Linked DNA regions of Homo sapiens: region 1 is linked to region 2. Evidence: chromatin contacts called from ENCODE Hi-C or POLR2A ChIA-PET data. All regions are on one chromosome and are shown on one strand. Each heading gives the region's core, a stretch centred on a gene start or an enhancer-like site at or near the end of the contact. The rest is flanking DNA. Distances are from core to core; before and after follow the strand shown.

Region 1 (3,366 bases), core at 272-2,771, 110 kb before region 2:
CCTCCCAGGTTCAAGTGATCCTTCTGCCTCACCCTCCCAAGTAGCTGGGATTACAGGTGTGCACCTCCGTGGCTAGCCCTCCTTTTCAATTGGTTAGTGTCTTGTGGTTTTCCCACCTTTCCACAGTGGAAAATGGCTCAGGACTGACTGACATGAAGACAAGCCCAGGGGTCTACACTCAACTCAACCCTTGCACCCAAGCTCTGGGCTAAGATTTTGGCGTGCTGAGCACCACCCATTTTGTAAGGAATTTTGTAAAATTTTATCTGAAGCATCACTCACAACTCCACTTTCTTTACTTAAATAAGGATTTCCGCCCCATTTCTGCCAGGCATACTGAGCTTCACAGTCCCTGTTTCTTTTTCCTGGTGCCTAGGCCTGGTTCTCTGAGCCTGGTGGTCACACCAATGGCATCTGGCACACAGTTCTCCGATAATGGGGATACCTAGGAGGTTCCGAGACACCTTACAGTCCTGGGTTAGTAACCTGGATCTCTTTTTCCACCTCTTTAGGCATTTTATAATCTAGCTTTCCCCCTTCCTGTGGGTAAAGTGCTCCTGAATGCTTATGGTCCAAAACAAGACTTCTTTCCTATCTATTCCCAAATCTTTCTCCAGATCCACCCTAGAGGAAGGGAACAGAATCTTCCACATTCCAGCAGCTGGTGACAGGCCAGAACAGGGAAGAGGTGAGGGCTCAGCTGGCTCCATACAGGAGTGCAGATGGAGGAGCAGGATCTCTCTCTGCCTCTCAAGTTTTCCTAAACATACTTCTCAATTCCTGGCGAGGACTCTTCCCTCTCCACATCCTCCCCTAGTCTCCCCAAGGAGGGAGCAGGAGCATTCGAACGCGGAAATCGAGGTGCTAGTCCAAACTGCTCGGTCGGCTTTAGTCATAGCTGGATAATGCCCGGCTCAGGTCTACCACAAGCCATACAGCTGCTTTTTCCGTGTTCAACCTGTCTGTGACAGAAACCAAGGGGGCCCCGGCACCCAGCATCTAGGCGGTGGAATCGGGGTCTTACGCACGGTTCCGCGGGCAGGTCCCCGGCCAGGACCCGCGGGGAGCCACGTAGCCAGGAGGGTGGGGCTGCCCACCGACCCAGGACGCGGCAACGGACCGGGGAGGGCGGAGCTCCAGCGACCGCTTCCCCTCCCGCCCGCCGGCACCCCCTGGCTCCCACCTGGTCCCGGCGCGGCCTGCGAGCTAGCGAGGTTCGCGCGGTGAAGTACTGCTCGAGCTCCGAGTCCGAGTCCTCTTGGCTGCAGTAGCCACTGCTCGTCGTGCTGCTCCAGGTCATTTCGAAAGAAGGCGCCTCCGCCTCGCCCATAGCCGTACCCGCCCGTCCCCCAGTCCTGCGCGTCCGTAGCCGCCAACCACCGCCCCGGTCGCGTGCGTGCGTGTACGCGTGTCAGTGTGCGCGTGCGCCCGGGCCAGAGCCGCGCCGCAACCGTTAAGACTGAAACGTAGATCGCCGGGATCTAGCTCTTGTCTCATTGGGGCAGGAACGCCGGGGCGGGGACACGCACGCTTCGCCCCCAGGAATGACCTCATCGCTCCGGAGCTCCACTCACAGACCCCACCTACCACAGGGAACGGGGGCGGGTGCCAGCGTCCGGGCAAGCGCACAAGAGTGGCCTCTGGCCGGAGGCGAGGGCGGGAAGGTGCGGGAAGTGCGCGTGCGCGGAGCCTGGGTCAGCCTGGGCCCGGGTCCGCTTGCAGCGGGTGGAGTACTTGCGGAGCCGGCAATCCAGGCTCCCCTCCCAGCCCCCGCGCAGAATTAGCCTCTCTGTGCCGCCGGGAAATCGGCAATTAGAACGCTCCTTGCGCGCGGCACCCAGGCAGCCCTCGAGAATGCCTGCACTGTGGCCTGCCCATCCTCGCCCTTCCCATACGCCCTCGGCCCCGCGCTCACCACGTTCGTGTCCCGCTCCACCGCGGGTTCCCAGCCCAGGTCCCGGGGCCCGCAACAGTCCAGGCAGACGAGCGCGCGGCAGCGGTAGTGGCAGGTGAACTTGCAATCTGCAGAGAGGCCTGGCGGTGAGGCGGAGGAGCTCCAGGTCGGGGAAATGTCCCGGAGATTGAAGGGAAGCCCCAGGGAGAGGGCCGCTGCTCGCCAGGCTCCGCAGGCCCGACCTATCTCAGTGGGTTACCTCACACTGCTACGCGGACTCTAATGTTGGCCACCTGGGCGTCTGGAAACCGGCCGGAAGGCCACAGGCAGAGAGGCCTGCTCAACAGTTGGATCTCTATCGCCTAGCACAGAACTTCCCCTTTCCTCATTGGCAATTAAAAAAACAACAACAAAAAACTGCGTCTTGCTTTTGTCACCCAGGCTGGAGTGCAATGGCGCGATTTCGGCTCACCGCAACCTCCGCCTCCTGGGTTCAAGCGATTCTTCTGCCTCAGCCTCCTGAGTACCTAGGATTACAGGCGCCCGCCACCATGCCCAGCTAATTTTTGTATTTTTAGTAGAGACGGGGTTTCACCATGTTAGCCAGGCTGGTCTCAAACTCCTGATCTCAGGTGATCCACCCGCCTCGGCCTTCCAAAGTGCTGGGACTACAGGCTTGAGCCACCGCACCCGGCCCTTCACTGGGAACGTATATGGAATACATCTGCCCATTTACTTGAAGGAAAAACTAAACACCTTTAACCTACGTCTGCCCTGTGGTTGTCACCTGTCTCTACTCCCCTCAGACCAAGACACTGGTCTCTATACACTCTAATCCTTCGCCTTCACTCTCCCCTCTACCCACTCCAGCCAGGCTTGCCTCTTCCTCCAGGAAACTGCCCGGGACAGGGTCCTCAGCGATCTGTGTACTACCAAATGGAATCCAGTGTTCCATTCTCCATTCTCACCCCCTCAGCATCATTTGAAGCTTGCTCCCTTTGACTCCCAGGGGCTACACTCTCCCAGTTTTCCTCCTACCCCCTGCAGCTCCTGCTCAGCTCCTTTGCAGATTCTGACTCAACTTCCATATCTCACGATGAAGTCTGGGCTCAGTCCTGATCACTGGCCTGGTCTGTCTACATTCATCTGCCCCAGATCCACGGCTGAAACACTGACCTAAACCCTCAGACTAGATCCTCCGTGCCAGTACCTTCACTAGGATGTCTAAAAGACGTTTCAAGTGAACATGGCCAAAATTTAATTCCCTTTTCTTCAGCCTCACTGCTACACTTGCCCAGCTTCCTCTTTGCAGCAAAAATGGCCACTAGGCTCCCAGTTACTGGAGACAAAAGCCCAAACTTATCTTTGATTTCTCCCTTGTCTCTACCTCTGATAAACATGCCCAAATCATCCTGCTTCTTATCTCCATGGCTACTTTATTTCTCTTTGAGAACGCTGCAATGTCCCAGCCT
Region 2 (3,479 bases), core at 618-3,117:
GTGTATCTGTACATGTATGTAGGAATGTTCACTGGTGAGCACATAGGAAGCGTGATGGTGCTTCCATGGGCACCTCAGGCCCAAGCACATGACCCAGTGTATGTCTCCAGGTACTCACATATCCTGGTGCCTGTGTGTCGATGCACATATGTATCCTGGTGTGTATATGCCCAGGTTTATGGCGCATGTTGGGGGAAGGCTCGCAATGAACAAAGTAAGGTGCATGTGTTCCTGAGCTCAGCCCTGAGCTCCTGTGCTCAAGTACAGCACACAGTAGGTCTCAGGGAACATCTGTGTGTGTGCACAGGCCCAGGGTACCCTCAAGCAGACCAGTCCCTGCCCTTCTGCCCACCATTTCAGAGGGACTAGAGCCCTGCACTGGTCACATCCCTAGAGCCAGGCCACCCACACTGTGCTGGTGCCCGCTTCTAGCCACTACCCCCACAGACCCTGAGAACACCCCATTGATGGCGCAGGCTGCAACAGAGACAGTCTGAGGCACAGATTCCCTCCTGCATGTGGGGGAGAGCCGCAGCGAAGCCCTCAGGCAAGGGATCCTTCCTGCCCACCCCCATCCCACAGACAAGAGGATCTGGAAACATCACGAAAACGACTGATCTTCCTGCTGATGGTGGGCGAGAAAAAATTATCTTTCTCTGAACACTAAAAATAAAGCCCAGTTTCCTAAAAGCAGGGCCCTTCTTAGCCAGTGGCTTAGAGAGGCTTCATCACTGAACTCCTAAGGTAGATTCGTTGAAGCCAAGAGAGGAACAAACCCTCGGCTGCCTCATTGAGGGGCTCAGCCTCGGAGCAAGATGGCAGCCCCCCACCCCTGTGATCCAACCCTGGACCTAGGACCTCACCATGAGCCCTGATGATGCTATCAGAGGTGGGCAGGAAGAGGGTAGCAGGAATTGGGTCCATATGCTGCTCGTGCCCAGCTAATGGGCTGACAAATTAGCAGGTCTCCCCTCTAGGAGGTGATGCATGAGCAGTCGCCCAGGAGAGCTGGGGGATGGGCCACCCTCCATAGCACTCCTTAGGCTCAACCCTGATGCCACCTCCATGGCTGCGCAGCCCTGCTGAGATTCCTCAGGGGTAGTGGTTGGGACTAGGGGGTGACTGTGGATTTTAGGCATGGGGAAGGCAGAAAGGGCATAAAAGGGCAGACCCAGCCTCAGAAGCCATACAAAAACAAGCCCAGCCAAGAAGGCCCAAATCAAGGCCAGGGATGAAAATAGTGTCAGCCTGAAAGGACACCATTAAGAAGGGTCTTAAAGCGTGGCCCTGTGATGCCTCCGCCACACCACACTCAGAATGACCTTGAGGCCATGAAGAGAGGGTGGCCTGGGGCGGGGGGAGCCTGTACTCCCAGGACTGCCCACCACACTCCCCATCAGAGACACAGGCATTCAGCCCGGGCCCTAGGGACTGAGTAGGTGGGAGAGAGACCTAGGGCTGGGTTCTGGGGCTTCACCCATGAAGTGGAGCTGCTTCTCCCACACAATGACAGGACTGTCACCACCCAAGCTCACAAGGGCTGTGGAGGGGACATAGTGGGAGGTGAGGCTCCATGTGAGGAGGGGTCCATGGAGCCTGACTCAAAGCAAACTGCAGCCTCCAGAGTTTGTGAGCCCCAAGCCACAGAAGGGGGCAAGCTAAAGGTGGCCCCCAGGTCTCAACCAGTCCTCTCAGTGGAGACTTAGGCCAACCTGAAAGCCCAATATTCTTGATTTGCCCCCAAAATCACTATACAGCCCCACCTTCCATGCACACAGGACATCTAAAATGGGGCAGGATTCACACATTCTTTTGACAGCGGATCGGCCTGGCTCCCTTTGAGGGCCCTCGGGTCAGGTGAGGCAGTCCCTGACCCAGTTCCTGTGTGGGCTTCCTGTGCAAATGGGCCCCAAGCCCCACCTACCCCCGCACCGCCTCCCCTACCCTGCCCCCGCCCCGTGTAAACAGAACCCGCCACTCTCTCCCAGGAGCTGCTAATTCCTCGCCAGAACTGCTCGGACGTGAAATTGGAGTGAGACAATGTGTGTTTAAGGAAATGAATCTCGAATCTTAAGAGGCTCTGGAGCCCGCCCTGCACCCCCATCACCCTGCTCTCGCCCACCAGAGCCAGGAAAGGAGCACTTGGCATCAGAGAAGAGAAAGGCGGAGGTGACATTCAGCGCCAAATTAGCAGCCGCCACAGCCAAATATTGTACTTGCCTCCAATCTTCTTTTATTTTTCCAAAGAAAAGGCTTTTACAGAGTGAAAGAGGCTGTTGGAACACTGAGGCTGATGATCGTTTGTAAAAGGCAGGCCTGCTGCGCGCATGCCTGACTCAGAGCCTTCCCTTCCCATCGGCAGGCCTCCCCTCCCTGCCCACAGTCACATCCGCAAGACGCCCGCCGACGTCACACCCCACCGCACCAGCCACACTGGCCGATGTCACGGGTGTCCTTAGCCAACAAGACCCAGGGGCTCTGACCCTGTGCCAGTCCTGGACATGGGACCTGCCTCTGAGCTGTCTCCCCGCCTACATGGGGCCCTTGGAAATGAGGACTCATTTGTGGTGTGTACAAAACCACTGTGCCTACAGAGGCCTCAAAAGTGACCAGTCCATGACCTCTGTAGGGGCTCCTCATCCACCCCAATGGCCCTTAGTGCCCCCTCCATGGACAGCCACCCTGCCTCTGCCATCATCACTTTTATCCCTCCCACCAGGGGCTGTTTTTTTTTGAGACGGAGTTTCACTTTTGTTGCCCAGGCTGGAGTGCAATGGCGCGATCTCGGCTCATTGCAACCTCTGCCCCCTGGGTTCAAGCGATTCCCCTGCCTCAGCCTCCCGAGTACCTGGGATTACAGGTGTGCGCCACCATGCCCAGCTAATTTTTTGTATTTTTAGTAAAGATGGGTTTCACCATATTGGCCAGGCTGGTCTTGAACTCCTGACCTCAGGTGATCTGCCCACCTCGGCCTCCCAAAGTGCTGGGATTACAGGCATGAGTCAACACGCACGGCCCAGGGGCTGTTTTAAGGCCCCTCCCCAGGCTGCCTGACACTTTGTTGAACACTACCAGTCATCCTGAAGTTCAGGCCCCTGAACCCAGCCTACCTCCATCCACGCTAATTAACCCACTGAGCAGGCTGAGCAGATACCCTCTGCATGCCCCTCCACTATTTTCATCCCTGGCCCCTTGACCAAGTGCTTGGACAACTTCCATGGGTTTTATCGATGGTACAGACTTAGCCCATGTCTCCCATTTCCTCAAACCTGGCTGCCAGGGGCCTGTCCAGTGAGAGGATGGGGAGCCTGCTGAGAGGCCCCCTAGTTCCCACCTGGATGGTGACTGGAACCTGGCCCTGTCCCACAGGTGCACCCTTCAAGCTCACACTGTGTCTCAGAGCCCACCTCAGACCCCACTCCTAACCAACCCCAGGAGGTGGAGGCGTGGCAATGGTCCATTTTGCAGGTGGGATACTG

The links. A loop is a pair of places that touch in the nucleus more often than their neighbours do. ChIA-PET counts read pairs that join two places held with the same protein, here RNA polymerase II (POLR2A). Pooled maps may share reads with other maps.
Region 1: a pooled map shows a loop between it and region 2 (5-fold over the local background). The contact joins the promoter of RASSF1-AS1 here to the enhancer-like site in region 2. A Hi-C loop is called at or near these places in 3 of 50 pooled maps. POLR2A ChIA-PET finds 5 or more read pairs at or near these places in 4 of 52 experiments (H1, HEK293T, WTC11 and 1 more).

What each region holds. Positions count from the first base shown.
Region 1 is chr3:50,335,990-50,339,355 of GRCh38, forward strand. It overlaps RASSF1-AS1 (RASSF1 antisense RNA 1), which reads left to right and starts at 1,522. Exons shown (of 1, transcript NR_109831.1): 1 at 1,522-2,311. RASSF1 (Ras association domain family member 1) reads right to left here. Exons shown (of 6, transcript NM_007182.5): 2 at 1,916-2,022. RefSeq lists silencers at 926-1,235, 1,306-1,485 and enhancers at 1,557-2,128, 1,956-2,215, 2,296-2,385.
Region 2 is chr3:50,448,409-50,451,887 of GRCh38, forward strand. All of the region lies in intron 2 of CACNA2D2 (calcium voltage-gated channel auxiliary subunit alpha2delta 2), which reads right to left. Among named protein-coding and RNA genes, the nearest start is that of CACNA2D2, 53 kb to the right of the region's middle. Within about 2 kb of position 1,868, at least 22 of the 41 ENCODE cell types and tissues checked have a DNase peak (open chromatin) inside an H3K27ac peak, as active enhancers do.